Linked DNA regions of Mus musculus: region 2 is linked to region 1. The links are chromatin loops, found by intact Hi-C in ENCODE. Cell type or tissue: heart. All regions are shown on one strand. Links, peaks and the distances in the headings refer to the core of each region. The heading gives the core; the rest is flanking DNA. Region 1 overlaps Plbd1 (phospholipase B domain containing 1). Region 2 holds the start of E330021D16Rik (RIKEN cDNA E330021D16 gene).

Region 1 (16,432 bases), core at 4,824-12,823:
TGATGCCCTCCCCGTGGTTATCTGGGTAAGATCTTGGGGTTGATGCAGACTAGGTAGATGAAAACCTTCACCTGCCTCCTGCTGTTTCCTATTATGCGGGTTTCCTATTAGCTATGCTATAGATGCGGGTTTCCTATTAGCTATGGGCGGTTTGTGGTGGTAACTAAAATCCTTTCCCTCCCACTGTGCTGGGAGATTTTGTGAAGAATGCTTTGTTTTTATCTTAGCAAATCCTTTCTCAGCACCTACTGGGAGGAACATATGACTTTTCTTTTTTACAAACATTGATTGATTTATGCCTATTGATTTTCTGACATTAAGCCAGTTTAACATTCCTAGGTTAATCCTAATCATGATTCATTATTCAAAATAACAGGACTTTCTATGCCCACCAAGTCCGGAATAACAACACAGAGACGTATATTTACTATGAATGCTTAAAGCCTTTGCTTAAGCTTGTTCCTATCTAGCTCTTATAACTTATTAATCTACATTCTATTCTATGTCCTGCCACTTGGTTTGCTACCTCTGTCTCTTGTCCCAACCTGCTTCTTCCTCCACACCGAACTGGCGAATTCTCCCACACCTGACTCCCTCCCAGAGTTCCCATCTCTGCCAGAAGTCCCGCCCATTCTCTCCTCCTTTGCTGCAGGCCATCTGATTTCTAATTAACCAATCAGAAAGTGAGAGAGGGAGTGTTTACAAAATATGATGCAGCCGTAAGAATAATACCAAAGACACAGAGCATTTAAATGATACAAATACAGTCTTCACACAGTGCGCAATAGTATTATCTCAACAATTCAATTTGGTTTTTTAATTCCAAATTACCAGTGTATTGTTACGGGCTTTTTTTTTCTATATCTGAGACAGATACTGCTACGTTTTCCCTTTGAGGTAATAGTGTTAGCAGCAGGGTAAGCAGGCCCTGAGCATAAAACTGTCCTTCATCTTAAATGTTGTGAAGGGGCTTCTAAGGGCTGGTGTGGTTTTTCTCAGTGAAGTCACCGAGGCATGGAAGAGTTCTGGAATATTCTCAGCAATTGAGTTTCTTTCACTGATAGACGTGCTAGTGGTCTAATTCTTGAATCTGTGTCTTTTAAGGAGTTTTTTGTTGTTGTTTGGTTTTTTTCCTGTTCTAAGGTTTTTTTGGTTTTTGTTTTGTTTTGTTTTTTTTTTTTTTAATGAAAGTTAAATGTATTCCCTGGCATTTTGTCATCTGTAGGACGGGTGATGGTGTTCATGGTCCTTCTCATTATCACGCTAGTGTGTGTTGATCTCATGAATTAGTTTCTCGTTGTTTTTCCCCCCAAGAACCAAACCTGTTCTATTCATTTGTTTCCTATTCTTTGTCAGTTTTCTTTATTGTTTCCATTTTATTTTTTCCTTCTACTTACTTTACAAGCTTAGATAGCTGATTTTGATCTATCAAGAGCACATAAAACTATAAACTATCCACGATGTGCTTTCACAGTCCTGTTTGACCCATAGAGTTTAGATGATATATTTGGTCTTAAGCCTGCCATCTTATTACTTAGTTTCTTTATTTCATCTGTCTTGTGTCTATTTTGATATTTAGTTTCTTTATATCATCTGTCTTCTTTCTCCGGTTTCTCTTTATAAGCATTTTAACACAATGGGGCTGGAGAGACGGCTCGGAGGTTGAGAGCACTTGCTCTCACACTTCACTTCAGGTTAATATTTAATTATATGTATAAAAACACAGGTAGGGCTGGGGATGTAGTTCAGTTGGCTTCATGCCTGAAAGCTTTAGGTTCAATCCCCTGCACCACAAACACTGGATGTGGTGGCTTCTGCGGACAACACGAAGTCCTTGGAGAAGGATCAGAAGTTCAAGGCCATGCTCTGCCTTCTTACTGCTCTTACACACAGCCTGGTAACTGCATGAAGTCTCACTCCCAGGAACTCAGGTCATCTTAATTACTTCTCTTTTGACCCTGTCTCCATACACAGGCAGCATCTAAGACAGGAAGTCTCAGGGCTCCAGACTTTTAGTTTTAGGGATCGCAGCCTATGGTGTAATGGGCAGTGAGGACCCTGAGGGAGGGAAGCCTCGTTCTCGTGCTTAGTCAGCGCTGGGTCACTGTCCTGTGCCACCGATGGCCGCTTTCTAGCCCCTTCATAGCAATTCTTAATAGAAATAGCAGAAAGCCCACACCTCTAATGCCAGCATCCAGGAGGCAGAGGCTGGCAGATCCACCTCTGTGAGTTCAAGGCCAGCTTGGTCTACAGAGTGATTTCCAGGAGAGCTAGAGCTACCTAGTAAGACCTTGTCTCAATAAAAAGAAAAAAGAAAAAAGAAAAAGAAACAAGAAATGGGTGGGGCCTAGACCTGCCAAGCACTGTGAGAAGTAGGCCACATTCAAGGCTTAAATTAATTGCTAATAAAGCTTGTTTGTGTTCTGGAAAAAAAGGAAAAGAAAAAAAATTTTTTTCTTTACAATTCCCTACTATGTGCTTGGCTCTGTGACCTGTTGATAACATTTGTCTTATACAGAGTAAAGTAGGTCATTTAATTTCTACCAAACAATCAAAAAAAAATCAATGGTATTTTATTTTGATTCCTTAAAGACAGAAATCGGTTGAGAGAAGTTAACTACGCTATCCGGTCAGATCAAAGCCGTACAACCACACTGAGTCCCGGGTTTGAACACAGTATATCTGACTTTGCTCTTTCCTGATATGGCTCTGTTTGCACTGAACTGTGGTTTGTATTTGTGTGTATCTGGGTGGAGACAGCACTTGCAGACACAATGCCACCAAGAACACACACACATGGTGAGACACACTCAGATTGTCGCAGAAAGCCTCCATTACAGGTAATTAAGCCTGGAGCCTCAGGATCATCATTACTGGGGTCAATTAAAGACACTTTGATGCATTCCAGCTTTGGCCGGCAAGCAAAAGCTCCTCTCAACCCCAGGCTGAATTCATGGTCCATGAATACAAACTACAGAAATGTAATTTCCCTTCAAGTTTCCCAGGGGAGTTTGCTGGAAGCCCACATACAGTGTTACCCCTAGGAGTACATCTTTCTTCTTTAAGTGCCACCATTAGTGTGTGAGATCAGAGGACACTGTGGTATGCTCCGTTCCCTCTGTCCATCTTTTCATGGATTCCAGGGATCAAACTTGGACCAGCAAGTTTGTGTAGCAAGCAGCGTTACCCACTGAGCCTTCTGGCTGGCCACAAAAGGTTTCTTTCTTATTACTAGCTCCTGGGTGATGTTCACATTCGGGGACCAGAGCCCATCCTTGGAGCCACCAGCTGCCTCTGTGGTCCCCAAAGCACAAGCCTTGCAGTAGACACACGTGAAAACACACGTGAAAACACACGTGAAAACACACGTGAAAACACACGTGAAAACACACGTGAAAACGAAATTCAATGCTCCAAGCCCCAGGAGAATTTAGTCAGTGTCCGGGGTCCATAGTGTGGTTACTCGCCTAGGTTTTAAAGTTGTCCCTTTAATAAATGTATGCTGGGAATATTTCAACGAACCATAATTACTGTTACTAATTTCATGTTACCACTTTGATCTCGGAGACTTTGTAAAATCTATACAAATGATTCACAGGTGAGCACAGGGCCAAGTTCCCAGCTTGAATCTGGGGAGGGACGAAGGAAGAATGGAAGGAAGCGGGACACGCATTGCAAAGGATTACAGGCAGATTTTGTAGCACTTGATTCTGGTTTTCTTAGACTCCCTTTTGGGTGTGTTTTATCTCCTTTGGCACCGTCCCAGGATGCGAAGTCTTCTGAGGGACACACCTGTCTTAGTCATCTTCCACCACCTGGCTCGGGGAGTGTCCTCCCTTTCAGCTCCAACAATCCCACCCCCATATTGCTATTCTCCTCAGGCTGAACTGGCCACCCAGTGACCTCCCGACTCCTCCCTGCGTGCGCAGCGCAGCCCCCAGGACTCGCTTTGCTGTTCCTGTTGCAGTCTCCTCATGGTTCGTGTGAATCATTTTCTTTTGCACGACTGTACACCTGTCCCCATCACCCTTGTCAGGGGTGTGCGGCCAGAAAAGAACTGTGTTCCAAGCCTGCCCGATATGATTCCTGACTTGCTGTGTGTGTGTGTGTGTGTGTGTGTGTGTAGGTCAAAGAATGGCTTCCATCCTTCCAGAGTGAGGAGCCCCAAGTGCCATAGATGCATAAACATTATTCACCATTTCTTCTTCAATAAATTTAACAGTTATTTATTGAGCACTTCCGTATGTTAAACCTTTGGCACCTTCTCCTGATGCCGAAATGAACAGGTATGAGTCAATACGACAAAATTCCCTTCCTTAGTAGAGTTTATATACTGAGAAAGAAAAGAAAAAAAAAGCAGATGAATAATAGACCCGGAGAAATTTCTCAGCGGGTAGAGTGCGTCCCACAACTCACATCAAGAACGCTGGGCTTTGTTCAGTTCTGAGCCCCATTTTTTAATGGGGTTATTTGATTTTCTGAAGTCCACCTTCTTGAGTTCTTTATATATGTTGGATATTAGTCCCCTATCTGATTTAGGATAGGTAAAGATCCTTTCCCAATCTGTTGGTGGTCTTTTTGTCCTATTGACGGTGTCTTTTGCCTTGCAGAAACTTTGGAGTTTCATTAGGTCCCATTTGTCAATTCTCGATCTTACAGAGCAAGCCATTGCTGTTCTGTTCAGGAATCTTTCCCCTGTACCCATATCTTCAAGGCTTTTCCCCACTTTCTCCTCTATAAGTTTCAGTGTCTCTGGTTTTATGTGAAGTTCCTTGATCCACTTAGATTGAGGAATACCGAATGGCAGAGAAGCACCTGAAAAAATGCTCAACATCCTTAATCATCAGGGAAATGCAAATCAAAACAACCCTGAGATTCCACCTCACACCAGTCAGAATGGCTAAGATCAAAAATTCAGGTGACAGCAGATGCTGGCGTGGATGTGGAGAAAGAGGAACACTCCTCCATTGTTGGTGGGATTGCAGGCTTGTACAACCACTCTGGAGATCAGTCTGGCGGTTCCTCAGAAAACTGGATATAGTACTACCGGAGGATCCAGCAATACCTCTCCTGGGCATATATCCAGAAGATGCCCCAACTGGTAAGAAGGACACATGCTCCACTATGTTCATAGCAGCCTTATTTATAATAGCCAGAAGCTGGAAGGAACCCAGATGCCCCTCAACAGAGGAATGGATACAGAAGATGTGGTACATCTACACAATGGAGTACTACTCAGCTATTAAAAAGAATGAATTTATGAAATTCCTGGCCAAATGGATGGACCTGGAGGGCATCATCCTGAGTGAGGTAACACATTCACAAAGGAACTCACACAATATGTACTCACTGATAAGTGGATATTAGCCCAAAACCTAAGATACCCAAGATATAAGATACAATTTCCTAAACACATGAAACTCAAGAAAAATGAAGACTGAAGTGTGAACACTATGCCCCTCCTTAGAAGTGGGAGCAAAACACCCTTGGAAGGAGTTACAGAGACAAAGTTTGGAGTTGAGATAAAAGGATGGACCATGTAGACACTACCATATCCGGGGATCCATCCCATAATCAGCTTCCAAATGCTGACACCATTGCATACACTAGCAAGATTATGCTGAAAGGACCCTGATATAGCTGTCTCTTGTCAGAGTATGCCTGGGCCTAGCAAACATAGAAGTGGATGCTCACAGTCGGCTATTGGATGGATCACATGGCCCCCAATGAAGGAGCTAGAGAAAGTACCAAAGAAGCTAAAGGGATCTGCAACCCTATAGGTGGAACAACATTATGAACTAACCAGTACCCCGGAGCTCTTGACTCTAGCTGCATATGCATCAAAAGATGGCCTAGTCGGCCATCACTGGAAAGAGAGGCCCATTGGACACGCAAACTTTATATGCCCCAGTACAGGGGAACGCCAGGGCCATAAAAGGGGAGTGGGTGGGTAGGGGAGAGGGGGTGGGTGGCTATGGGGGACTTTTGGTATAGCATTGCAAATGTAAATGAGCGAAATACCTAATAAAAAATGGAAAAAAAAAAAAAAAAAAAAAGAACGCTGGGCTTGGTGGTGGGCGGGTGTATCCCAGAGCTGGGAGCAGGGGCTGCTGGGTGTAAGCTGCCGGCCTGGATGCCCCAGATTCACTCCGTGGGGCCCGTGTGGAGAGCACTGACTCACTCTGGTTATTCTCCGACCTCCCTGACCCACACGCACGCCACAGCACGCTTGGGCACACACTTTTTTTTTTTTTAACTTTTTATTGATTCTTTGTGAAGTGTCACATTATGCACTCCAATCCCACTCATCTCTCCATCCATCCGCTTCCGCCCTTTACCCACCCACCTTCCCCTCAAACATGAAAACAAAAAGTAAAAAAATAAGAAAAAAAAACTCATGTGGAAGCTTCGGACACATACTCTTATTTATTAATTATTCACTTTACATTCTGATTGCTGCCCCCTCCATCTCCTCTCTCACACAGTCCCTCCCCCATACCCTCTTTCCCTGTCCTCTGAGAGGGTGGGGCTCCCCCGACCCCACCCCCACTCTGGCACATCAAGTCTCTGTAGGGCTAGGCTAACCTCTCCCACTGAGGCAGCCCAGCCAGGGAAACAGAATCCACAGATAAACAACAGTTCTAGGGACAGTCCCCGCTGCAGTTATTGGGAGACCTGCATGAAGACCAAGTTGCACATCTGCTACATATGTGTGGTGTGGACCTGAATCCAACTCAGGTATGCACTTTAGTTGGTGGTTCAGTCTCTGAGAGCCCCAAGAGTTCAAGGGAGTTGACTCTGGTGGTCTTCCTGTGGAGTTCCTGTCCCCTTCAGGGCCCTCAATCTTTTCCCTCTCACACTTCCATAAGAGTCCCAGCTCTGTCCACTGTTTGGCTGTGGGTCTCTGCATCTGTTGCAGTCAGCTGCTGGGTGGAGTCTCTCAGAGGACAGTTATGCTAGGCTCCTGTCTGCAAGCACAACAGAGTATAATTAATAGTGTCAGGGACTGGTGCTTGCCCATGGGATGGGTCTCAAGTTGGGCCGGTCATTGGTTGGCCATTCCCTCAGCCTCTGCTCCATTTCTGTCCCTGCATTTCTTGTTGACAGGAAAAATTTGGGGTAAAAAGTTTTGTGGGTGTATTGGGGTCCCCATCCCTCCACTGGGGGTTCTACCTGGCTACTGGAGGTGGCCACTTAAGGTTCCATGAATCTCAACTAAAGTCACCCTGCCCATAGGCTCCAGGGAGCCTCCCCCATTCCAGGTGTCTGGCACATTCTACAGATGCCCCCCAACCCTGCCAGCCACCAATTTACATTCACTCTCCTGGCCCCCTGGGACTCTCTCCTGTCTCCCCACATCTGATCCTGAACACCCCCATTCCCCTCCCCATCTTTCTCTCACTCAGTTCCTTCCATACCTCTGCCTCCCATGATTATTTTATTCCCTCTTCTAAGTGAGATCCAAGCATCCTGACTTGGACCTTCCTTCTTGTTTAGCTTCGTTGGGACTGTGGGATAGATCCAGGGTATTGTATGACTAATATCCACTTATCAGAGAGTACATAACGTGCGTGTCCTTGTGGGTCTGGGTTACCTCACTCAGGATGATATTTTCTATTTCCATCCATTTGCCTGCAAATTTCACGATGTCCTTGTTTTTAATAGCTGAGTAGTATTCCATTGTGTAGATGTACCACATTTTCTTATTCATTCTTCCATTCTGGCTATTATGAATAAAGCTGCTATGAATAGAGTAGAGCACCTGTCCTTGTGATAGGGTGTAGCATCTTTGAGGTAAATGCATTGTTGATCACAGACTGCTTCCAGTCTCGACGTTTGGGCTCCTTGTGTTTTAGTGAAATCCAGTGTGTGTGTGTGTGTGTGTGTAGTATATGTGTATGTGCATGTCATAACACACATGTGGAGGTCAGGAGTGGGTTTCAGGGACAGAGCTCAGCTTGTCAGGCTTGGCGGCCGGTGCCTTTCCCTGCTTCCTTACTTGGCCCTTATCAAGGTGGGCTTTGTTTACTGAAAAAAGACTGCGTCTTAATCTCAGCAACAAAGTTACCATGGGATGCTATCTGAGGGCGGGCGTTATAGAACGTGGCATTTCTCCTTTTCCCCTTAACTGAGAATGATCTGCCTTCCAGAGCTACCTTTGGGATGGCAGCGAGGTTAGGATCGACAGGAACGACGTTTCCCTTTATGGCCAAGCATGGGGACTTGGTATCCTCCTTTAATGTTTTGCTTGCTGTTTTTAAGCTCGACAATATAGAGTCACCCTCCTCGAGTAGCTTTTGCAACCCAATTCATCACTTTGTTTTTGCTGTTCGAGAACTCTAGGCAGGCTGTATTTTACTACCCTCTGGCTTCTTAAGGACCCTTACTCTGCAATGAGAGGTTCTCAGTCACTCATTTACAAAAGAACGCCTGCCCTCTTGTGTCCAGACAGAGTACTACAGCAAGGAGGGACTTAGCAAACCTGCATTCTACCGGCTAGGATCCTCCTTCTCCAGGGCTCGCCCACAGAGGCCATGCCTGTTTGTTGTTTGAGCACTGCAAAAGGGACTTAGAAATGAATGAGCTGTCCCTGAAACCTGTCCCAACTTCTATCCCATATCCAGCCTGTATCTTCCCAGAAAGGGTACTCACTAAAATTGCGTTCAAGGGTGCGCCATCAAGCCTGCATGCTGGAGTAGGAAATTCACTTTTGCTCCGTAATCCTCTTGTGTAAGCTGACCCAGCCTTGGAGAATCTCCTTCAGTCGGACACTCCTCTTACCTTTGAGATTCTTACTCCGAAACTCCGGACCTTAAACAGGTTGTGAGAGCCGAATGATGTCATCAGCCTCAGGCTGTCAGAGGTGAAGTGCGGATAGCCAGGCTTGGTGTAAGCTGTCCACGTGACTGAAATGCATTCTCGTCTTTCAAGTCCTCTTGCTCCTCGCTTTCGTTTGTTGAGATGGATAAGGGTTTCATGTGGCCCAAGTTGGCCATGACCAGATCTGCTGCTCTCACCTCAGCAGCACTGGGATTCAGAACAGGACCTCCACATCTGGCCAGACTTCGGCTTTATGTCACCCCTCTACCGGACTCCAACCCTGCCTGGCCCATCCCAGGCTCCTAGAAGCTGCACAGTGATACACATCATTGGGGGTGGGGGTTCAACTGTTTCCTGTATGAGTGCCCTTTGTACGCAGACAGAAGGGCATTTGTTTTCATTCTCTGGGGAGGGGGCTGAAAAAAATTCATAAAACTCCTGTTGCTTTAGTCATTAATGTATATGAAAAGGCTAATGTTTTAGGTGTGAAAGGAAGTTGGTATAAAGAAATATGTATATATATATATATATATATATATATATATACACACATAAAAGAGCCATTCACAACGTATATTTATTTAAATATCAGATGTACTCCATAGATACACACAGTTTTACTTTTTAGTTAAGAAACCAAAACCAGGGCCCCCCAGAGACGGCTCAGTGGTTAAGAGCACCTGCTGCTCTTGCAGGGAACCTGGGGTTTGGTTCCCAGCACCTACATGGCAGCTCACAATTGTCTGTAACTCCAAGTTCCAGGAGTTCTGATGCCCTCTTCTGGCCTCCTCAGGCACTGCACATATGTGTTTTATAGTTACATACATATATACAGGCAAACCATTAACACACATAAAATTTTTTAAAAATTTAAATACCCCAAAACTGTAATACTAAGGGCCAACAAGATCACTCATTGGGGGGGGGAAAATGCTTGCTTTGAAATCCTAATGGTCTAAGGTCAGTCCATGGAAAGGTGGGAAGGAAAAACTGTTAGCGTTTCTCCTGTTGTGATAAACACCAGGACCAAAAGCGCCTTGGAGAAGACAGGGCCTTTTTCTGTGCGTAGCCTATAGCCCATCACTGAGACGTCAGGGCAGGAGCTTGAGTCAAGAATGTAGAGAGAGGAACTGAATGAAGCAGAGGCCATAGAGGAGTTCAGCTTACCGGCTTGTTCAGCCTGCTGTCTTATACACACAGGGGACACCAGGCCAGAGATAGCATCAGCCGTGGCTTCTGGGCTTTCTCATGTCAATCAATAATCAAGATGATAACCCCCAGGCTTGCCTACAGGCTGTCTGCCAGAGGCATGTTCTCAACTAAGGTTCCGTCTTCCCAGATACATTCAAGATCGTGGCACGCTGACAAAAAGAAACAAACAAACAAACAACAACCAGGACAAGAAGCAGCTGCACAAAGTTGTTCTTCGCCCTCCAGCTGTGTTGCACACAGTCCATGTATTTGCACACATATACATACGACAATGACCTGCTGAATATAAATAAATAACATAGACAAAATGTTAAGTGATAATAGCATGTGGATAGTAATGCTTAGCTATGCCAAAAAGAACGGGGTTGTTATAAAAAGGTAGACATCTGAGCCTATGTTGGTCGATTCTGTCCTAACGGAGGAGTTTAGACCGGGTAACCTCCAAACACAAGTCTGTTGCCTGCAGGTCTAGACACTGGGAAGTTCAAGGTGAGGGCAATGGCAGGCTGTGAAAGCTCTTTCTTACAGGTGGTGCCTCGCTATGTGTGCACACGGTGGACAGAGCAAGCGCACTCTCTCTGGCCTCTTTCCAGTGCCTAGCCTACCCCTGAGTTCTCAGACATTTCTTTAACACTCTCAGTTGTAGACATCTATCAGTTGCTGACAATGGTCCAGTTGTGTCTGGTCTACCTGTCCACTCTCACCCAGCCCAGACTTCAACATAAGCCTACACTGTCTCCAACATTTAGAAGACTCTGTGAACCAGGGTGTCAAAGCCTACTTTCAAAGCCAGGTTCAGATTTACACATGTAGATTCATCCATGTTTAAAAGTCATAAAGATTCCAATAAAATTCATAAAGAACAGAGAGAAAAGAAGGAGGAGGAGGAAGAGGAGGAGGAATAGGAGGAGAAGGAGAAGGAGAAGAAGAAGAAGAAGAAGAAGAAGAAGAAGAAGAAGAAGAAGAAGAAGAAAAGAAGAAGAAGAAGAAGAAAGAAGAAGAAGAAGAAGAGGAGGAGGAGGAGGAGGAGGAGGAGAAGGAGAAGGAGAAGAAGAAGAAGAAGAAGAAGAAGAAGAAGAAGAAGAAGAAGAGGAAGAAGAAGAAGAGGAGGAAGAAGAGGAAGAAGAAGAGGAAGAAGAAGAAGAGGAAGAAAGAAGAAGAGGAAGAAAGAGGAAGAAATATGGGTACACTGTACTGTGAGCCTTCATGTGGTTGCTGGGAATGGAGGTGGCTCCCTCCGGCCCAAAGATTTATTATTATATCTAAGTACACTGTAGCTGTCTGTTGCCTGCAGGTCTAGACACTGGGAAGTTCAAGGTGAGGGCAATGAAGAGGGCATCAGATCTCATTTCGGATGGTTGTGGGCCACCATGTGGTCGCTGGGAATTGAACTCAGGACCTTCAGAAGAGCAGTCAGCACTCTTAACCACTGAGCCATCTCTCCAGCCTGACATCTAAATTCTTTTTTTTTAAAGATTTATTTATTATTATATGTAAGTACACTGTAGCTGTCTTCAGACACACCAGAAGAGGGCGTCAGATCTCATTATGGATGGTTGTAAGCCACCATGTGGTTGCTGGGATTTGAACTCAGGACCTTCGGAAGAGCAGTCAGTGCTCTTAACCGCTGAGCCATCTCTCCAGCCCCGACATCTAAATTCTTAACTGCCTAGCAAAGGCACACATACACATACACACACCCTCAGATATTCAGGCTTTTTAGACAATCTAGAAGGTTATGGGCTCTACTGGCACCTGTGCACACTGCAGCTTAGTAACTACCAAGTAGCTGGGCCAATGCTGGGAGTGCCTGCTACAGAGCAAAGCAAGCCATAGCTTCTACATTGCCAGACCTACTGTGTATGCGAAGCCCTGTGATGACGGTGGTTGTGTGGGCCATGTAGACATGCAATGACCTGTGATGATGGTGGCTGTGCGGACCGTGTGGGCATGCGATGACCTGTGCGTTTGTCTTCTTCTAGGGTTCTTGGAGTCTCTGGATGACTTTTATATTCTCAGCAGTGGCCTGATATTGCTGCAGACCACAAACAGTGTGTACAATAAAACCCTGCTGAAGCAGGTGGTGCCCAAGACTCTCCTGGCCTGGCAAAGAGTCCGTGTGGCCAACATGATGGCCGAGGGTGGTAAGGAGTGGGCACAGATATTTTCAAAGCACAACTCTGGTAAGTGGTTCTGTACAGCAGTCCTAAGGCCTATGTGCCTATGTCTAGCCTTACAGTTGTTAATCAGTTGACGTTATTAATCACTTAACCAGTTGAGGCATATCCCTGTCGCCTTGTGTCTTCCAACATTTCAGGTACCTACAACAACCAGTACATGGTCCTGGACCTGAAGAAGGTGACCATCAATAGGAGCCTGGACAAAGGCACTCTCTATATTGTGGAGCAAATCCCTACATATGTAGAATACTCCGATCAAACCAATGTCCTAAGAAAAGGTACCTTCTCTTCCTACTCTGTCAGGACTGTGTACCAATACATGTGTGCTGCTTTCATCTATGCTGTTGTGATACCCTGTGGTAGGGGAAAAAGTAAAGTATTGATGGAAAACTCACAATGCCATGCTACAGCTCACCACGGTGGTCGGGTCGAGGCAGGAAGCTGAAGCAGCTAACCATACCACGTCTGAAATCTAGAGCGGAGAGAAAGGGCATGCACACACGTTTACCACTCAGCCAGCTTTCTTGGCTCTTCTTGTAGTCCAGGGCCCAGATCCAGGGTGAGCTACTATGACACCACTTCCAGGTGTCCTCCCAGATCAGCTAAGACAATTGTCCTCCAGACATGCACACACACGCAGGCCAACTTGATCTAAACAATCCCTCCTGGAGATTCTCTGCCAGGTGATCCTAGGTCCTATCAGGTTGAAAGTTAAGACCAGTGCGTCTGATGCAGGATGTGCTGTGTGCGAGTGGCTGGCAGGGCTGGCAGTGACGGGCATCCTGGTAAAGAGTCATCATGCAATGAAGTGAGTGGGCACTTCATTCTCTCATGGGAGGTTGGGATGTCGTCAAGCCTTGTGACCTCTGACCTCTAACAGCTCTAAAGTCGCCTTTTTTCTGGAATTCTGGGGGCTAAATTGTAAGTTCCACTGAGCACATCTGTGGGGTGTTACTCTGACTCAGGCTGGGAAAGCAAAGATGCCAAATTGCTTCTCTCTAGAAACTGGAGCATCATATAGCCCAGAATGGGAAGAGCTGGAATAAAGTCTGAGGTACCAGGCCTGGTAGAACCTAAAGAGGATTCCATTAGTGGGAGGGATCAGAGATGCTGGCTGTGGCCACCAAGGGTATATCCCAGGCAGGTGAAGCTCGGGGATAGAATCTTGGCTTCTCATAGTCTCAGGTAAATGACTCAAACTCTCAAAACCTTACTCTCTTCAAATGCAATCCAGATGCAAACCCACCAATCACCTATTTACTATTAAAATCCTAGAACTCTAATGCCAGAAGTTATTGTTTTGGTACTAAGTTATTTGGTAGAAAAATATGATTCGAACTGAACTAATTTGGTAGGAAAAAGAGCTGCCCCCAAATCTGACAAAATGGGCTTGAACTATATTCTTACAGCCTGTGTCCCCTCCTAAAGACATTACTTACATGCTATTCACCCCCCCCCCACCCCCCAATGACAAATCTCGTGATGATGACTTAAAAGAGGTAGAATTTACTGAGAGTCACTTTCTCAGCCTGTGTTTTCTGGTCAGGAGCATCCTGTCCGACACATATGGTAGAGGAAAACCATCCTCATCACAGTGGTGAGGAAGAAGAGGCACAGGGATAACCCAGGTCAGGGTACGACCTTCGAAGGTGGAGTACATCCTCCATCTAGGCCCATTCTCCTGATAACCCACTTAATCAGTATAGCTGGGACTCATGACGCATGACCTCTTGGTGGCATCACCAGTCAGCGAGCAAGGCTTGAGAATGTGGGGAGAGGGAACTTCACAACTAGATCACACACACACACACACACAAACACACACACACGAGGGAACTTCACAACTAGATCACACACACACACACACACACACACGATAGCATCAATATCTTATACACATATGAGGGGTTCCCCATGAGGACGTATTAACATACCATATGCACACTTCATTGCTATACCAACAGCTACAAAGTGCAGAAACTTGCTTACTTGGCCACTAAGCCTTGGTGAAAATGCAAGTAAGTGGAGCAACTCCTAATTTTTCGCATTGGAATCAATTCACTAAAAGTGACAGGCTTCATCAAGACGTTCTCATTCAAGTCCCTCAGGCCCTTTGACCTCATCCATCTGCCATACTCCTCCCTGGTTCCATCCGTCCACCCTCTTCCTGCTAGCCCCTCCCTCAATTCTACTTTTGCATCTTGTATAGAAAGCACACAGACAGGAACGCAGTCTTTCTGAGTGGCTCATTTCCCTTCACGTGATCATCTTCAGATGCACCCTTCCCTGCAGATGAAATGTTTTTGTGACCGAATAAAGTCTACCGAGTATAAATGTCACATTTTCTTGTTTGTTGTTGAACAGTGGACTAGTTCTATTGGTTAGCTACTATAAACAGTACTACAGTAAACACAGATGCCCAGGGGTCAGTGTGGTATGTTGATTTAAGATGTGAATTCCCAGGCGCTGTATAGCTCGCGCACATCCCTGCAGTTTGTTGAGAAACCTCCATATTGATTCCCATAGTAGCTAGAGTCTCCCTTATTTTAACTGAGGGTTCTATAGGCAATAGTCTGGTGTAATCCAAGATGTTCCTAGAATTGTTTTACATGTCCGGTGCTTAGTGGCTTGAGGTACAGTTTTGGATGATCATGGGTCCTGGGAAATGTGTTCAGTACACAAGATACCACCTGCACCCCATGCCCACTCATTATGGTCACCCCTTCCCTTGTACACATGAAATGGGGCTAAGTGCCTAGGACCTAATTATTCATCCATAAACCCAGCTAGAGCTTGGGTTTCCTGATGCCAGTGCGGTGTCTTCCATCAGTGTGATGAGCATCTGTGGTCCTCTGCAGGACATGCTACTCAGCAGATGGACCTCAGGCGGCTCCCAGTGTGATGAGCATCTGTGGTCCTCTGCGGGGCATCCTACTCAGCAGATGATGGACCTCAGGCAGCTCCCAGAACACTGTATCATCCTTTGCTTTTTTTTTTTGGTCCCTAGAGAGCAAAGCCACTCTCTGGGTTTTAAGATTATACTAACAAGTTGCAGTGAAAACCAAAGGCTTTAGAAGGACCACTGTGACCTGCAGGTTCATTTCCTAAGTAATTACACATGTGGTAATTTTCAAATATAGCAGCACTAAATAACTTTCTTCTTTTGTTCCCCCTCTCTTCCCATCTCCCTCTGTCCAACCCTACCTTTCTCTTCCATTCCACATCAGGATACTGGGCTTCCTATAATATCCCTTTCCACAAAACAATCTACAACTGGAGTGGCTACCCTCTGCTGGTTCACAAGCTGGGCTTGGACTACTCTTATGACTTAGCTCCACGTGCCAAAATCTTCAGGCGTGACCAAGGGAACGTGACGGACATGGCCTCCATGAAATATATCATGCGATACAACAGTACGTAGCACATTTGTTGAGTCACTCTGCAAAACCCCTTCTCTTCCCTGTGAAATAAGAATTGTGTAAGTCCGCCATCTCTGTACGAGAGAGAATTATAAGAAATTACTGAAGTCAATATCGGATACTACTAATGCTGTACACATATGGCTCAACAAATAGAGCCGTTGCTTCCTTTATAAAGCCTCAGAGAGATTTCTGAAAGGCTGGTAGGGTGGCTCAGCAGATGAGGGCACTTTTTGTCAAGCCTACTGACCTGAGTTTGACCCTCTAGACCCACACAGTAGAAGGAGAGAACTGACTTGCACAGCTTTTCTTCTGACCTCCACAAGCACACCATGGTATGCTTATGTGCACACAGCCTTGTTAGCACAGATACAGACACAAAAACTGAATTCTTCATCAACCCGGCCCTGCCTCCTGAGTGTTGGAACCACACCTGGCTCTACAGATTTTATTTTTGCCTGACCCATCACATCCCACTCCCCCTAAAAAGAAAAAACAAGAACACAAACATGTAAAATACAGAAATAATCCACATAGGGCTATCTCCTTAGCATCACCCGGCCTCCTGCTAGCACACCTCCCAAGTACAAAGGCAGCTAAGAATACTCATTAAGTGCTTTCTTTTGGTGAAGACTTTCCAAGCCTAGTTTGTACTTCATCTGTGGAAAGTGGTGAGAGTTACCTTCTCCCTCTCTCTCTTTCTCCTTCTCCATCCCCTCCCCCTTTCCTCTTTGGGGTATGGTTCTTCGGGGCTGCCCCAGGACTGGGGATTTGTACTTCCTAGTGCAATCCTCAAGCGAT
Region 2 (16,432 bases), core at 3,815-11,814, 200 kb after region 1:
TTTGTGGTTTTTGATGCAGGGGCCAGCATGCTGCAGTGTGGCCTTGTGTGCGTTTTGTATCTTCTTACTCAAGCTGCTGGCTGCCCCAGGCTTATGCCTCCTAAACCAAACGTCAAGAACTTAATCTTTGCTTCAGGCTCAGTATATTTATTTATTTTTTTAGAGGATTCATACTAAGGTAGTTATGATTTTGCCATAGAGTGAACCTTTCACATTTGACAAAGGAGGAATCTGTTAGAACCTTCATCGTAGCCTTTGTGTAAAGAGTGAAGAATTATAAACTGTTCGGCATTACTGTGTTTGGTTTTTATACACAGATAACATAGCTCTTGAAAACAGAAAACAAAGGCCTGGAGCTGAAAGGAAATAAAACTGTAATTCATGTAATGTATGTCAAATAGCCCAAAGAGTTGTTTGTGAGCTTTGAAACCTGGGGCTGAGAACATAGCAGAACAGACCAGGACATGCCTGGGCAGGCCCATCGCCTCCCTATCTCCCACCCCTCTGACCTAAGTTAAATGTTACAGGCTGCTGATGTTTAAATGGACCAATCATGTGAAACCGCGCCAATTCCTCCCCCAGCCCCACTCCTTTTCTATAAAAACCCCTAGCTTCCAAGCCTCGTGGTCGAATCCACTGTCTCCTGTTGTGTGAGATACGTTTCGACCCGGAGCTCCGCCATTAAAATACCTCTTGTTGTTACATCAAGGTGTTGTGTTCTATTCGTGATTCTTGGGTGCACGCCGAATCGGGAGCTGAGTGGGGGTTTCCCCACTGAGTTCTTTCAGAGCCAAATATGTAACAAAAAAAAAGTGTTTTTTGTTTTTGTTTTTAAGTAAACGTTGAAATGTCAGAAACCCCATATTGCACGATGATTTAGTAAAGCTTTCTTTCTTTCTTCCTTCCTTCCTTCCTTCCTTCCTTCCTTCCTTCCTTCCTTCCTTCCTTCCTTCCTTCCTTCCTTCCTTTCTTTCTTTCTTTCTTTCTTTCTTTCTTTCTTTCTTTCTTTCTTTCTTTCTTTCTTTCTTTCTTTCTTTTTGGTTTTTCGAGACAGGGTTTCTCTGTGTAGCTCTGGCTGTCCTGGAACTCACTCTGTAGACCAGGCTGGCATCGAACTCAGAAATCTGCCTTCCTCTGCCTCCCAAGTGCTGGGATTAAAGGCTTGCGCCACCATGCCCGGCTATTTTCTTTATTCTGTTAGATAAAAGTTTTTTTTTTTTTAAAAAAGATTTGCTTTACGTAGGTTGGTGTCTCTGTGTAACTTTGTTAAGTGTGTGCAGGTGCAGGTGGAAGCCAGAATCCTCCTGGAGCCGGGGCTTCCGGTATCTGAGAGGTCTGGGAAATGAACTCTCCTCTCCGAAAGAGCAGCAGGTTTAAGACTCTGGTGAGCCTTAGCTTACCAGGGACTCCCAGAGTGCATGGCGCAGAGTCGGGAATCTGTGCAAAAAGCAAGAAAAATTTATTGTTCCAACTTGTTGGGGTTGCCCTGCACATGGGGAGAAAGAACGACCCTGTGCAGCCTTTATACAGTTCTCTATGCAGCAGCCATTTGGCACAATGTGATTGGCAGGACAGTGTGACCTTTAAACTGATTGATCTATAAGGAATGAGGTAGGTGGCCAAGGGTCGCAAAATGTGTCCACCAGCTCTGGGCCTCCCCTACCTGCAGGTGGCAGGTGGCTGGTCCCTCCTTCCTGTGGTCTGAGGAATGTACCTAGCTCCTCCCTTCCAGAGGGGAGGGCTGCCTATAGTCTTCATGACCTTTCTGTTCCAGGAGGTGGAATTTTCTAAAGTTCCTGAGCCGACTTCTTCACAGGCACTCTCGACTGCAGAGATATCTTGCTGGCCCCATCTATAGAGAGCTTATAAACATAAATGTAATCATGTAACTAACTCATATATAAATAGATGAGGTCTGAGTGTAAGGGTTTTCTGGAGGGAGAAGCACGTGTTTCAAGATAGTGTCAGATGGCAGAGGCAGAAGGAATCAAAAAAATGGGGGCTTTTGTGGGTTACAGGGTGAGTTCAAAGCCAGCTTGCTACATGACTTAGCAAGACTTTGCTTCAAAATTAAAATAAAAAGGGCTAGGGATGAAGTTTAGTGCCAGAGTGATTGGCTCCCATGTGGGAGGTCCTGGGCTCCTGGTGAGTGGGGAAATGGGGTGTTTTCCCCCCTCCCTCCCTCCCTCCCTCCCTCCCTCCCTCCCTCCCTCCCTCCCTCCCTCCCTCCCTCTCTCCTTCCCTCCCTCCCTCTTTCCAGTGTTTCTAGTAGCCCAGTCTGGTCTCCAAGTTGCTATGTACTAAAAACGATCTTGAATTTCTGATCCCCCTTTCCTATATATCTTAGTGCTGGGAGTACAGTATGTGCCACTGTGCCCAGTTTATGTGGTGCTGGGGATCGAACCCTTGTACAGGCTGCACACTCACTCTACCAATTGAGATAAAGTCAGAAACCAATAGTCTTTAGGGAGAGGGGAAGGGAGGAGAGGGAAGAGGAGAGGAGGGGCTTTGAGAACGTCAGTAATGCTTCACTTTTTAATTGTCTTTCCGGACAGGGGTTCTCTGTGTAGCCCTGGCTAATCCTGGAACTTCTGTAAAGTCCAGTTAACCTGTAAGCCCTAGCTGCCCAGGAACCAGGTCATTTCCTTGAATGCTGGGAATTGTAGTTCTTGGGAAATAACACCTCATGTCCGTATACGCCCCTGTAACATCAGGCTCGAGGCCATTCTCAGGTGGGAAAATTTGAGTAACAGCCCTGACCAAAGTCCATCTATTGATCAGTATGTACTACTTAATAATAAAGCTTGCTTCAAATTTGGCCCAAAATGCTACAGTTGGTTTTTGTGGTGAACCTCTGGATCAACACCTCCAACTCAGAGATCCCCCTGCCTCTGCCTCCGAGGGCTGGGATTGAAGGCATGCGCCACCACTGCCTGGGAGATGCTTTCCGTCTTTTACCTTAGCTGCATAGTGGAGCTGTTCCATATAGTGCAGAGAAGAACCTGTGACAGCTACATTATTTATTTATTTTTATTTTGTATGAGTGAGTTTGATAAGTCTATAGCCAAAGGAAAAGGATAAGTAGTGTTAGATAGATAGGCAGTAAACCATCATCAAATCAGGTGCTCAAAAATACCCAGAAGAAATTAACTGGAAAAACCCCACTAAGGTAGCCTGCTGTTCGTGATGGAGGCAGGTTTGACAGAACAGGGTGTTTTCCTCCACGGGGCTTCCAAGCAAAAGAACAAATAATTGCAGGAAGGTGATGTCATCAAATAAGGTGCTCACAGCATCCAAAAGAAACTGGGGAGGTTGAGGTATCAGCTGGAGTTCCAGGTTGAGCTTTCTTTCTTTGGGCAAACGACCCAACCCCCACCTCCTCCACCATCTTTCTATAGCGGGATGAATAACAGCGGCCCGTGTAGGAAAGGGTTCATCTTCCGGTTCTCAGGGGCACCGTGTTTTCACTTTGGGGCTGTTTTGCTGCTCTCTGCCTCCATGTCACAGAGTTAACAGAACCAGATCATCCTTCAGAGAAGGGGCATTGAAGGACACTCGGAGACTCTGAAAACCCTACTTCAAGAGTCGGGTTCACAGTGAGCTTGAACAATTTTCCATGAAGCATCTCACAGGTACAGAGGTTGGGGAAGGGATTTACTGATTTCTCTCCCTCTCCAGACTCAAGGCCCTCTCTTCTTGCTTAGCTTGTGTCTTGGGCGGAAGGGAGAGGCTGGCCTATTTCAGTGCATTAGTGAGCTTGTTTGCTTGCTGGATTCTGATTAGATCCAGTTATTGGGGAGCGTCCAAGGGACATGGGGTGAGGGTGGGCGTGGACTGGAGGAAAAGAAAGCTGGGGCAGCATTCTTAAGTTTCTAGTTTGCTTAGTTTTGAAATATTTCCGTAGTCTACATAAGTATGCAGAAAATACCGCAGGTACACATGGTGGTTGGCCTGCAATGTGGTGTGTAGATGTGCTGACTTGGCAGAAGAGAGCAGGAAGGAGAGAGACTCAGACACAGACGGGAAGACAGAGCCTTTTCCAAAGGGATGAAGGAAGGAATTTCCAAGCCTTGTCTTTTCCTCTCACCCTCCTTTTGTTTGTTTCTTTAAAAACTAAACATGTATTTTATTTTTTTTAAAGATTTATTTATTATATGTAAGTACACTGTAGCTGTCTTCAGACACTCCAGAAGAAAGAGTCAGATCTCATTATGGATGGTTGTGAGCCACCATGTGGTTGCTGGGATTTGAACTCAGGACCTTCAGAAAAGCAGTCAGTGCTCTTAACTGCTGAGCCATCTCTCCAGCCCCGTATTTTATTTTTTAATTTGTGTGTGTGTGTGTGTGTGTGTGTGTGTGTGTGTGTGTGTGTGCACGCGTGCACACACATGTGCGTGTGTGTAGATGTCCGAGGAGGTCAGATGAAGGCATCAGATCCTTTAGAACTGGAGTTACAGGCATTTGTGAAACACTGGTGCTGGGATTTGAACTCAGGTCCTATGAAAGAGCAGTACTTGCTCTCAAATGATGTGCTATCTCTCCAGTCCTGTTGCTTCTCTTCTCTTCTCTTCTCTTCTCTTCTCTTCTCTTCTCTTCTCTTCTCTTCTCTTCTCTTCTCTTCTCTTCTCTTCTCTTCTCTTCTCTTCTCTTCTCTTCTCTTCTCTTCTCTTCTCTTCTCTTCTCTTCTCTTCTCTTCTTTTGACATAGGGTTTTATGTAGTCCAGGGTAGCCTCAAACCATATATATATGTATGTGTATATACACACATACACATACATATATAAATATGCATATATATTTCTTGAGGATGACCTTGACATCTAATCCTCCAGCCTTCACTTACAAGAGTATGCCATCTTGGTCAGTATGATGCTGGAGATCAAACTTGAGCTTTGGACATGCTAACAAGCACTGTTGAGCAAAGTATATCCAAGTGCCCCTCCCTGCACGCCCCCCCCCAACACCATCCCTGCCCCACAATTGTTTTTAAGAGCTAGCATCCAAAGGGCTAAGGAGTGGAGTCGTTCCAACCCTCTCATGGGTACAAAGGGCTAGAGTGAAATTTCAAAGACCAAACAAGAAGAACAGGTCAAACTGGGCCGCCAGTCTGTAGGGCGGGCATCAGAACTTTACTGCAGCTGAAGTCTGGGAGTCATAAAGGAGCAGGTTGGGCCAGAGTGGGCAGCAGCAGCAGCTGGAGTGAGCTTAGTGGGAGGGAGGCAGGGGAGGTAGGAACGGAGGTGTAGGTGGTGGTGTTTCATTTAATCTTGAAGCCATTAGCCAGTGGTTCTCAACCTCTGTCGTGACACCTTTGGGGGCTGAATGACTCTCACAGGGGTCACATAACAGATATACAGAATATTAGATACTTACATCATGATTCATAACAGTAGCAAAGTTTACAGTTATAAAGGTAGCAACAAAAATAATTTGGTGGCTGGCTTAGCACAGCGTGCTGAACTGTATTACTGGGCCACCATTGGGGCAACCTTCCTCAAATTGTATGAAGGTGTGCCCTTGTATTTTCAATGCTTAATTGTCTACTGGAAGAGAGCTGAGTGCCCACAGGATTTTGGTATTGTCACTTCTTCCCATCTCCAGGTTTTCTATTGTGTCTTCTTCACCTGTCTAAAGGCAACCTTAGAGATGTATCAGGCATTGTCTCACCTGTGATTGGTTACAATAAAGATCTGACAGCAAATAGCTGGAACAGAAAGTACAAAGGTGGAATTTCCAGACAGAGAGTGTCGCCGGGAGAGGCGAGCTGAAGCAAGAGATTCGGAGGCCGACCCAGAAGGGAGCAGGGAAGTATAGAGCAAGCCATGAGGCAGGTCCCAGGCTAGAAGAGTGAGGTTAAGTTTAAATGGTAGCTGGGAGACTGCCCCAGCAAAGGGCCTAAGCTCTAAACTGTATAAAAGTCTGTGTGTGGTAATTCACACCGCTGGTGGTCGGAGAAGGTTGCAGCATTAGGAAGGTTGAGAAGTCTGCTACCACACTTTCAATCTTGAAATGCATTTTCCCCTGAACACATTCGCTGTGATTAAGACAAGAACCCAAAGGAAACAAACCCAAGAGAATTGTTACAACGTTTCTTTCTCAACCCCGCCCATCCCCAACCCATTTTCATCCTGTCGCCATTTGTTTTTCATTCTGCAATGCAAATATGATCATGATCAGCTCTCTCACATCTGGAAGAACATCTCAACTCTTCTTGCTCAGTGAGGCATCTTTAAATTTGTTCCGTCTTTGTGACTCTACACTCTCCCCGTCTTCCCTCCTATTCCTGTCACCCTAAGGATGCAGTTTCTGTTAGAGCAGTTTCTCACAGAGACCCTACACATGTCAGAGGATTTATTTGTAGAGGGAGGCTTTCTGTGTGTCCAGGGCGTTTCCTGTCTAGCTGGCTTCAACCACTAGCTACCGCCATTAACACTGCTGCAGTTGTGACAAGCAAATCTTTTTCTAGACACCCCAAAATCTTTTCAGAGTAAAAATTGCCCCTGATTTACTATGGGGGCGGCGGGGGGGCTGGGGGGTACAGTGTGTTATTCCCCAGTTTTTTCTTTTCTCTCCCCCTTCCCTACTCTCCTCCCCATATGCATGCTCATGGGTATACTACAACCTGCACTTCTGCCTCTGTGTGTGTGTGTGTGTGTGTGTGTGTGTGTGTGTGTGTGTGTGTGTGTGTGTGTGTAGGTCCGGCCACTTTGGATGTAGTCCTTGCCTTTCACCTTGTTCTAGGCAGGATCCACTGTTTTGTATGCCAAGCTGGCTGACCCTGGGACCTATGGCTTTACCTGAGCTCAGATCCTGCATTTATCTGCTGAGCTGTCTCTATAGCCCATCTGTCTCCATCACCCATCACCACAGGGTGATGTTTCCACTGTGATCAGCCCCACAAACATGGTCTCCGCTCAGCCCTCTGTGACTCTGTGGAGGTGGCAAGCTGCCTGCAGGAACACAGCATGGTGCCTTATTCAACCATATTCTCATGTATTACTTGTCTCCAAGTTAGACTGAGAAATCAGGCCTTCACACTGTCGTGGTTTGGTGTTCCCATTTTACGTGCTATCCTGTGTCCTTAGCTAAAGCTGGCCTCCAGTACTGACAATATCTCTATGTACATTTTAAAAACTTCACAATTTTGAATATTATTAAAACAATTTAAAAATGACATTTAAGAGCTGGAGAGATAGCTCAGTGGGTAAGAGCACTGACTGCTGTTCTGAAAATCCTGAGTTCAATTCCCAGCAACCACATGGTGGCTCACAACCACCCTTAATAAGATCTCACGCCCTCTTCTGGTGTGTCTGAAGACAGCTACAGTGGACTTATGAATAACAATAAATAAAATTTGGGGCTGGTGCAAGAGGGACTGAGGGAGCAGGGTTGATCTGAGTGAGCAGAGGTCCTAAAAATTCAATTCCCAACAACCACATGAAGACTCACAAACATCTGCACAGCTACAGTGTACTCACCTACATAAAAATAAATGTCTTATTAAAAAAGGACATTTAAGGGTTAACAAGATGGCTCAGCAAGTCAAGGTGCTTGACTCTGCCAACCTGAGCTGTATTCCAGGATCCCACGTGGGTGGAAGGAGAGAACCGATTCCTGCAGGTTGTCCTCTCACCTCCACAATGCACACACACACACACACACACACACACACACACACACACAGGCACACACGGTAAACAAAGTACAAATGACATTTAGAAGCCAATCGATATTTTCTTTTTCAATAGCTGATGTGATATCTGTGATGCCCAGATTCCCTCATTGTCTGGAGCTTGCCAGGTGAGCTAGGCTGGCCAGCTGCTGGGCCCCCAGATCTGCCCATCCCCACCTCACTATTGCTGGCCGCACAAGCAAGCACTGCCACTCTCAGATCTTCGTTGTGGCTTCCGAGTCTAATTCAGGTCCTCATGCTTGCGGGGCAAGCTCTCTTCTGACTGAGTTATCCCCTGAGTTCCCAAAACATGATGCTTTATATGTGGCTTGTGAACAGTTGTTTCTAGTTATTCCACCTGGTATGGTCTTATTAGCCCATCATCATGTGCCCTGGCTGCTTCAAACTCACCATGTAACTGAGGCTGGATTTGAGCTCCTGCCATTCCTGCCTCCACCTCCCAATTGCTGAGACCTCAAGTGTTCGCCAGCATATTTTGCTTCAATGTTAGAATGCAGTTTATAAATTATTTGTACATATCTACAATGGGAGATATTTTGTAGCTTTAATACATATAGGCATTTGACACTACTATATTTGTAGATTATGTATTTGCATTTGATGATATCATCAGGCAACATGGGGCATTTATACTCTTTAAAATGCACAGAACTATATATAGCTACTAAACAGTAAGCTCTGCACGTCATTTACTTAGGACCATCCGTGACTTAAAAGTTGTTATTCTGGTGGCTGGAAAGACAGCTCCGTGGCTAAGGGGACTTGTTCCTGTTCCAGAGGACCCAGATTCAGTTCCCAGCACCCAAGCCCAGCAGCTCAACAGCCTTCTGAGCTCCAGCTCCCGAGGCTCCGAGGTCTTCAGTCTCTGCAGGTGGCTGTGCTCACGCACACTTACCCGCACACAGACACAGATGCATATACGGAATTAAAAGATAATAAAACAAACGGAATCTCTCAAAGTTATTCTGTCTAGGAAGCTTATTGTCTATCAGTGATAACTGTGAAAAATGTTTTTGTACCTTGGATTTCTAAGTGGCAGATGGCTTGCCAATGCTGCCACCTTCTGGATGGCATTGTGCACTGCACCACGCAAGGAAGAATCAAGTAAGTTCTTTATGTCTGAGGTGAGAAATTTCACTCTTTTCATTTTGGAAAGGCATGGGCACTCTTTTTCCTATTTCCCTCATTAAATTCATAGCTATTTGTCACCGTTCCAGCCACCCGCTAGAGTAAGGATGCTGTGCTAACATCGTAGTGTAAACTAGCTGGACTGTCATCATATCCCCCTTCTGGACTTGTGTTCCCTGTTCTCTGTCCTGCTAAATTTATGCCTTGGGAGCGTAGGCTAGCCTATGGGAGGCACATCTATAAGCTTCCGTGTCCTTAACTTCCAGGCAGATGAGGGCGGTGGGAAGCATCAAAACAAGATCAAAAGGAGAGGAGGGATCTGACCTGGCGCATCTCCTCCGTCAGTGCCATTCCTAGGAGGACGCTGGCTCTGTCCATCAAATGAAGGTCACATCTTCCATCAAAAGCCTTTTACTAAATCAGCTTGCTCTCTAGAAAAGCGATAAACTTCCTACTTCTGTCATTAAGAGCCTGAGCCATATGTGATAACAGTCCCACTGGAATGAGAAATGCCCGATACGCTCATGAATCAGAAGGCCCGCTCCCTAGCTGCTGGTGCGGTCGGGAAGGTTCTGGAACCTTGATGATGTGGACCTTGCTGGAGGAGGAGGAGGCATGCCGCTGGGGGTGGGGGATGGGTGGGCTTTGAGGGTTTATAGCCTCTCCACTTCCTGCTCTGCCTCCCTGTTTCCTGTGTGTGGATGAAATGTCAATCTCTATTTCCAGCAACTTCTGTACGGACTTTATTCCCTGGAACCGGAAGCTAAAATAACTCTTTCTTCCTTAAGCTGCTTTTGGCCATGTGATTTTTTTTTTTTTTTTTTAATCACAACAACAGAAAAGTAACTGATGATGAAGACGGTTAGAGGGTGGCCCCCTACGGTCACCTTTTATAATGACCTGTGTAATTAAGTATCCATTAGGCCCCCTGAGAAAAGGGGCCCAAAGAAGTAATGGAAGGGAGGAAGGACTTATTTTGGCTTGCAGGTCTAGGGGATGAAGCCCATACTGTGAAGAAGGCACGGATGCTGGAGGGCTCTGCCCATGGCCATGGGAACCTGAAGCAGCTTGTTTACATCTTGGTCAAACAAGAAGCAGACTCCTAAGGCCTGAATGGGGGTAGGTATAGCTGAAGGACTGCCCCTGGGGGCCTCCCATTTAAAAGATTTTCCAACTCCTCAAAGCAGTACCCCTAAGCAGCTGGGGACCAATAGTTATTCAAACACAGGTCTGTAGAGGGCGCTGTACATAGAAATCAGCACTGTCACAGACCACAGCAATGGGGAAGATGATAACTGTTCCCTCATAGTGCTAGAGTTGTATAGAGAGTGTTCCTTAAATGCCCAGGTGTTGAAGGATTGGGCTCCAGCGTGGTGCTTTTGGGAGGAGGTAGAACCTTTAAGAGAAGGGACCTCGTGGGCTCAAGTCCCAAGAGCTAGTCTTGAGGAGCATGGTGTGGCTTTATGCTAACCCCACACAAGCTAGAGTCATCAGAGAGAAGGAGACCCTGACTGAGAAAATGCCTTCATGAGATCTGGCTATAAGCAAGCTTGTGGAGAATTTTCTTAATTAGTGATTAATGGCAGAGGCCCCAGGCTATTATGGGTACTGTGAGAAAGCAGGCTGGACAAGCCAGTAAGCAGCACCCCTCCATGACCTCTGTATCAGCTCCTGCCTCCAGGTTCCTGCTCTGTTTGAGTTCTTGCCCTCATTCACTGTTTTTGATTTAAAAAAAAATTATCTATTCATTTACCTTATGTATACGAGTACACTGTAGCTGTTTTCAGACACACCATAAGAGGACATCAGATCCTATTACAAATGGTTGTGAGCCACCATGTGGTTGCATGAGGTTGATCTCTGAACCTCTGGAAGAGCAATCATTATTGTTAACCACTGAACTGTCTCTCCAGCCCCTGAATCTTCTTTTTAAATCATTATTTTATGTATGAATGTTTTGCCCATGCCTGAGGAGACTAGAGGAGGATGCTGGATTCCCTTTAAATGAAGATACAGATGGTAGTCAACTCCATGTGGATGCTAGGAATGGACATAGGTCCTCCAGGAGAGCAGCCAATGCTGGTCACTGCTGAGCCATCTCTCCAGCCCCACCTCTTCCTTTAATTTTTTTTTTTTTATGACTGTATGACTGGAGAGGATTTTATGGTACCTGCACATCTCATTGTCTTTATTGTTACTGTTATTGTTCTGTCGTTAACAATGATTCAATGAGGGCTGGTGAGATGGCTCAGCGGGTAAGAACACTCACTGACTGCTCTTCTGAAGGTCCTGAGTTCAAATCCCAGCAACCACATGGTGGCTCACCACCATGCTTAATGAGGTCTGATGCCCTCTTCTGGTGCATCTGAAGACAGCTACAGTGTAGTTATGTACAATAATAAATAAATCTTTGGGCCGGTGCAAGCAGGGACTGAGAGAGCAGGGCTGACCAGAGCAAGTTCAGTACCCAGCAACCACGTGAAGGCTCACAACCATCTGTACAGATACAGTGTACTCATATGCATAAAATAAATAAATAAAATCTTTAAAAAAAAGCCCCACATATGATTCAGTGAACACAGGGTGTGCTCTGGCAAACTGATTTAATTACTTTTGGAGATAGTAGTGGGGTTGCTGGTCTTATGGTCATTCTATTTTTATTCCCTGAGAGTCCCCGGATTGCTTTCACTGATGGGTCTCAGCATTCTCTTCCACAGCGTTTGAGAACTCCTTTGACTCTGCACCCTCGCCAGCACTTGCAGTAATCATTTCGACAATGGTTGTCCTGACTGGGGTTCTGACAGGGACACGGGCTGCATCTGCAGGAAATGCTGACCTTGCCCCGGGCAGATGTCTAATGGGTAACTAAAAGCAAGGTAGAACCTTGCCCCTCTGCCTTCATTTTGTATTTGCTTCTTCTGCTTTAAACTGGGACAAATTCCTGCTCCACTCTCCATGTTAATCATTTAGATAGTGTTTGTCCTCTGCTTCAAGGTTCAACACACCCAGATAAGTACCTAAGGGGGTTTAAAGATTTTTCTGGAACATTCTGAATGCCCTGCTGTAGAATTCCTAGAGGGACATTCCTAGAAGTCTACACTCGTGGCTCAGCACTTTCCAGGAACTGGAGTTTTGCAGGCAGCTCATCCCATGAGGATAATGCACACTTAAGATGGAGCCGTCTTCTAGTGGGAACTGAGTCGTGTCTCCCTCTCAGGATGACAAGGCAGAGGGAAAGACAACATGCAAGGCGAATGGAGATTGCACCCATAGTGCCAGCAACTTCCTTAGCACCAAAAGGAGGTTGCCAGGATGCGAGTGGTGGCTACTGCTCTCGCTGGCAAGGCACTGGAGTGTGCAAGTTTCCTGAGCCCTCGCCTTCGTTCTCTTTGCTCTGAACAAACCCCAGGTCACTCCTGCTGCCCAGGCTACAACCCTTGGACCTGTTTTCCTCCCATGGCGACGCTGACTTTCTTGCCTGTTTTTGAGGTATGTCCTCACGTAGCCTCTCTTGGCCTCAAACTCCCCTCTTCCCATCTGGCTTCTCCCCCCCTCCTCTCTCTCTCTCTCCTCTCTCTTCTCTCTCTCTTTTTCCTCTCTCTCTTCTCTCTTCTCTTTTCTCTCTCTCTCTCTCTCTCTCTCTCTCTCTCTCTCTCTCTCTCTCTCTCTCTCTCCCTCTCTCTCTCTCTCTCTCTCCTCTCTCTCTTCTCTCTCTATCTCTCTCCTCTCTCTCTCTTTCCCCTCAAGGCCTGCTTCAGTCTGGACTCTTGCAAATGCCTCTGGCTGTTCTCCCTCTTATCTACATGAAACCCCTCCTCCTAGGCGTTCCTTGGAGCGGGCACGTCCTCTTTTTCTTTCACCAAGGCACTGTATGCTGGAGATGCATGGCAGAGGAAGCTTCTTGTGAGCCAGGAAGGGTAAGAGAAAGAGAAGTGACTGGTCCCACAATCCTCTTCTAGAGCATGCCCTCTGTGACCTAATAAGCTTTCTCTTAAAGGCTCCCCATCTTCCAGTACCACCCCCCAGGAGCCAAGCCTTTAAAATACATGCATTTGACGCTCTGTGCCACGGAATTCCACCCCGGCCTCCCCCTCGTGATAAAATAAGTGTTCATTTCAACTCCTCGAGTCTCCAATCTCAGTGGCAGGGGAACCCTAGTGATAGGAGAAAAGGCCCACCGGACATTTAGATCTTTGTCTCCAGTCAGAAGTATGAGAAGAAACTGTTAAACCCCCATCTTTTTTTTTTTATCTATTTCTGGCCCCTCTTCTTATCTATCTGCTTGTCAGGAATCTAACTCCTGCTCCCTCTGGGGTGTGGCTGGGGATGTAGCTCAGTTGGCACGGTGCTTTCATAGCAGGCACAGTCCTGGGGTTCCATTCTCAGTGCTGTATGAATAGAGCAGGCAGGACATGCCCATAAGCCCAGCATTGTTGGGGGCGGGGTTGAGAAGTTCTGGGCGGAGCCTCAGGGAGCTCACAGGAGTGTTAGCCTCCTTCAGGGTTTCTTTAGGACCTGACAGGTTGAGGCCCCACATAACAGGGCATTCAATTCTGTTTTCTTTTTTCTTTCCCCCACCCCCCTCGGCCCCCGCTATCTCTTATTCTGTTGTCAATTGGCAATAATCACACCTCGAATAAAACTCATTGGCTATGATACTGCCATTGCACAGAGCTGAGCACTCAATTCTGGACTGACCATGTAAAACTACGATTCCAAAATAAACTTTCTTCTCTGAATTTTAATTTGTTTTAAAAACTTATTTATTTGTCTGTCTGTATGTGAGCGTGTGTGAGCATATGTGTCAAAAGAGGGCATCAAATTCCCTGAGACTGAAGTCGTAAGCAGTTGTGAGGTACTGTGTTGGTGTGGGGAACTGACAATAACTTTCTTTCCGGGAACTTTTCTTTTTCTTTTCTTTTCTTTTCTTTTCTTTTCTTTTCTTTTCTTTTCTTTTCTTTTCTTTTCTTTTCTTTCCTTTCCTTTCCTTTCCTTTCCTTTCCTTTCCTTTCCTTTCCTTTCCTTTCCTTTCCTTTCCTTTCCTTTCCTTTCCTTTTCTTTTCTTTTCTTTTTTCTTTTTTGAAGGAAGGTCTTGAGTATCCTAGGCTATCCCAAGAGTTACTATGTAGCCACAGATGGCAAGCTCTTGATCCTCACACAACATCTTTCAAGTCTTGGCATTAAAGGCATGTGCTACCGTCCAATATTTCATTATATTTTCCTGCCTATATATCATATACACCTTGCTTATATTCATATATATACACACACATATATATACATACACACACATATATACATATATGTAATTTAAATCTAGTCCCTATATATGATAGACTAAACCTTTTACTTTTATAAGTTATTTGCTTCAGGTATTTTACTATAGAAATGGAACGCCGCCTCATACAGAAACCTATTGGTAAGCGCTTTCAAACTAGGTATCAATAATGCCTAAAATAAACAACTCTTCACCAGACCGTCCAGGAAGGCTGTGTCCAGCCACTGTGTTCAGAAGGAGAGGCCGTGTCATGCTCGACACGTGAAGAAGCCGTGTATGTAAATACTGCTGGCAATGATACCGAAAACCTAGACACTCTGTGGGCACCGTGGACTTTATAGAAGCAGGGTTGCTTTCCTTGTTAACCCTTTCCTAACCAGTACCTTCCAGTTTTCTAACGTTCCACATTTTGAGGTCATACTTCATTCTGAGGTGATTTTATTGCCTGTTGGCCTAGCAATTTCAAGGCAAAAAGCACACTTAGTTTCCTCGAATGTGCATGTTGGCCATCTTTGGTCCTTTTAGCTGGTGTTCATGGTGAGAATGGAAGCAAATGTTGCTGAAGGGATAGACTCAAGGAAAGACTTGTGTATCTGCTGCCTGTGACCTCACACATGAGTTTTCTGATTTGAGAGAACGTCATACCCCGTTCCACAGCTTCCGGTGTTTTGTGTGGAGAAAGGAAGGGAATGGTGGTCTGCGTTCAGGATTCCTTGGGCTCAGTGAGACTCCAGGAACAAGTCTGTGCCCTTCGGTCACTTCATTTTGCGTCAGTGTCCTGGCTAGTTTTATGTCTGCTTCATAGAACCTAGGGTCCTTAGAGAACACAGTTCCATAAGTTTAGGCTTCAGGCCTACCTGTAAGGCATTTTCTTAATTCCTCATTGAAGAGCACCAGCCCTGCCTCCAGGTTCCTGCCCTGCTTTGAGTTTCTGTCCTGACTCCGTTTGGTGATGAACAGTGATGTGGAAGCAGAAGCCACATAAAGTCTTTCCTCCCCAACTCTTTGGCCAAGGTGTTTTACGGCAATACGCATCCTCGCTGAGACAAGTTGGTACCGGGATAGTGGGTATTGCTGTGACAGAACTGACCACACTTTGGGGGGAGGATTGTGGAAGAACTTTGGGCTAGAAAAGTTATTGATTGTTAAGAGCTCACTGAGCTGTTCTGTGGCAGCTTTCAAAACCAGAATGCTGAGAGAGCCGTGCAGAAGATGGAGGCCTGGCTTGGAACCCTTCAGAGACTCTACCAGGGCACTTGCATGAAGAATCTGTGGTATTTGGTCAGCTGGAACTGAAGAATCAGCTGTGATTAATAAGAGACCAGAACCACTAAAGTAAAATGTTTGCTTTGCTGGGACAATAGGTGCTGGTCAGCTAGGGCTGAAGAATCAGCTATGGTTAAGAAGAGACCAACAACATCATTGAGGTGAAATCTTCTGGGAAGCATTTCCTTAGGGCCAGCACACAGAAGCTGCGGTCCAGAAGTGGCCAAGTTTGTGCAGCCTTGTGATAGCAGCTGAACTTGGTAGTTGAAGTCACCCAGGTGGTACTGGTTTAGAAGGCAGGAAGGGGTCACGGAGAACAGCTGAGGTTTGCTACTGGGAGAGGCCATAAAGGAAGGCAGAGCCAAAGAGGCAATAGGAGCTCCGGGATTCAAGAGGTCATGCAGAGAAGTTGAGGCTTGGCACCACGAAGAGAGGCTGTGAGAGGCTGTGAGTGAAAGTGTCGCCTAGCTTTAGCAGAAGATTCCAGCATTTCGGAGATTCCAGTACCACGCCTGGGATGACCTCCAAGAACGGCAGTCTCGGCCACTAGAAGACAAGCTGTGTTGCAGAGAGCAGAGCCAGAAGAGGGTCCCAAGCCTGTTGGAAGGGCCCAGATTGTGAGTAACTCTCAGATATTAGACACTGAATTATTTATACTACTGGAGTTTTGATTTTGCTTTGTTCATATTGTGACTGTGTCTTGGTTTTTCCTCACTTGAGGTATGAAAGCACTTCAATTTCTTTTCTCTTTTCTTTTCTTTTCTTTTCTTTTCTTTTCTTTTCTTTTCTTTTCTTTTCTTTTCTTTTCTTTTCTTTTCTTTTCTTTTCTTTTCTTTTCTTTTCTTTTCTTTTCTTTTCTTTTCTTTTCTTTTCTTTTCTTTTCTTTTCTTTTCTTTTCTTTTCTTTTCTTTTCTCCCTTTCCTTTCCTTTCCTTTCCTTTCCTTTCCTTTCCTTTCCTTTCCTTTCCTTTCCTTTCCTTTCCTTTCCTTTCCTTTCCTTTCTTTTTCTTTTCTTTTCTTTTCTTTTCTTTTCTTTTCTTTTCTTTTCTTTTCTTTTCTTTTCTTTTC

The links. A loop is a pair of places that touch in the nucleus more often than their neighbours do. Peaks named below come from ENCODE experiments on the same cell type or tissue, not always from the same donor. Only the 100,000 strongest peaks of a DNase experiment are listed, where the experiment ranks them.
Region 2: a loop joins it to region 1, with 6 times the contacts of the local background. A loop is called at or near these places in 10 of 42 quality-filtered maps.

Annotation. Positions count from the first base shown.
Region 1 is chr6:136,612,985-136,629,416 of GRCm38, reverse strand. It overlaps Plbd1 (phospholipase B domain containing 1), which reads left to right. Exons shown (of 11, transcript NM_025806.2): 7 at 12,015-12,215; 8 at 12,350-12,490; 9 at 15,440-15,625. Among named protein-coding and RNA genes, the nearest start is that of Gm40409, 9.0 kb to the left of the region's middle. In heart, for the core only: CTCF peaks have their summits at 8,452 (motif pointing left) and 9,586 (motif pointing left); a DNase peak (open chromatin) is centred at 8,486; H3K4me3 peaks cover 635 bases.
Region 2 is chr6:136,414,877-136,431,308 of GRCm38, reverse strand. E330021D16Rik (RIKEN cDNA E330021D16 gene) reads left to right here and starts at 15,740. Exons shown (of 2, transcript NM_001201390.1): 1 at 15,740-15,982. In heart, for the core only: CTCF peaks have their summits at 8,763 (motif pointing left) and 10,062 (motif pointing right); no DNase peak of the experiment used is centred there; H3K27ac peaks cover 338 bases.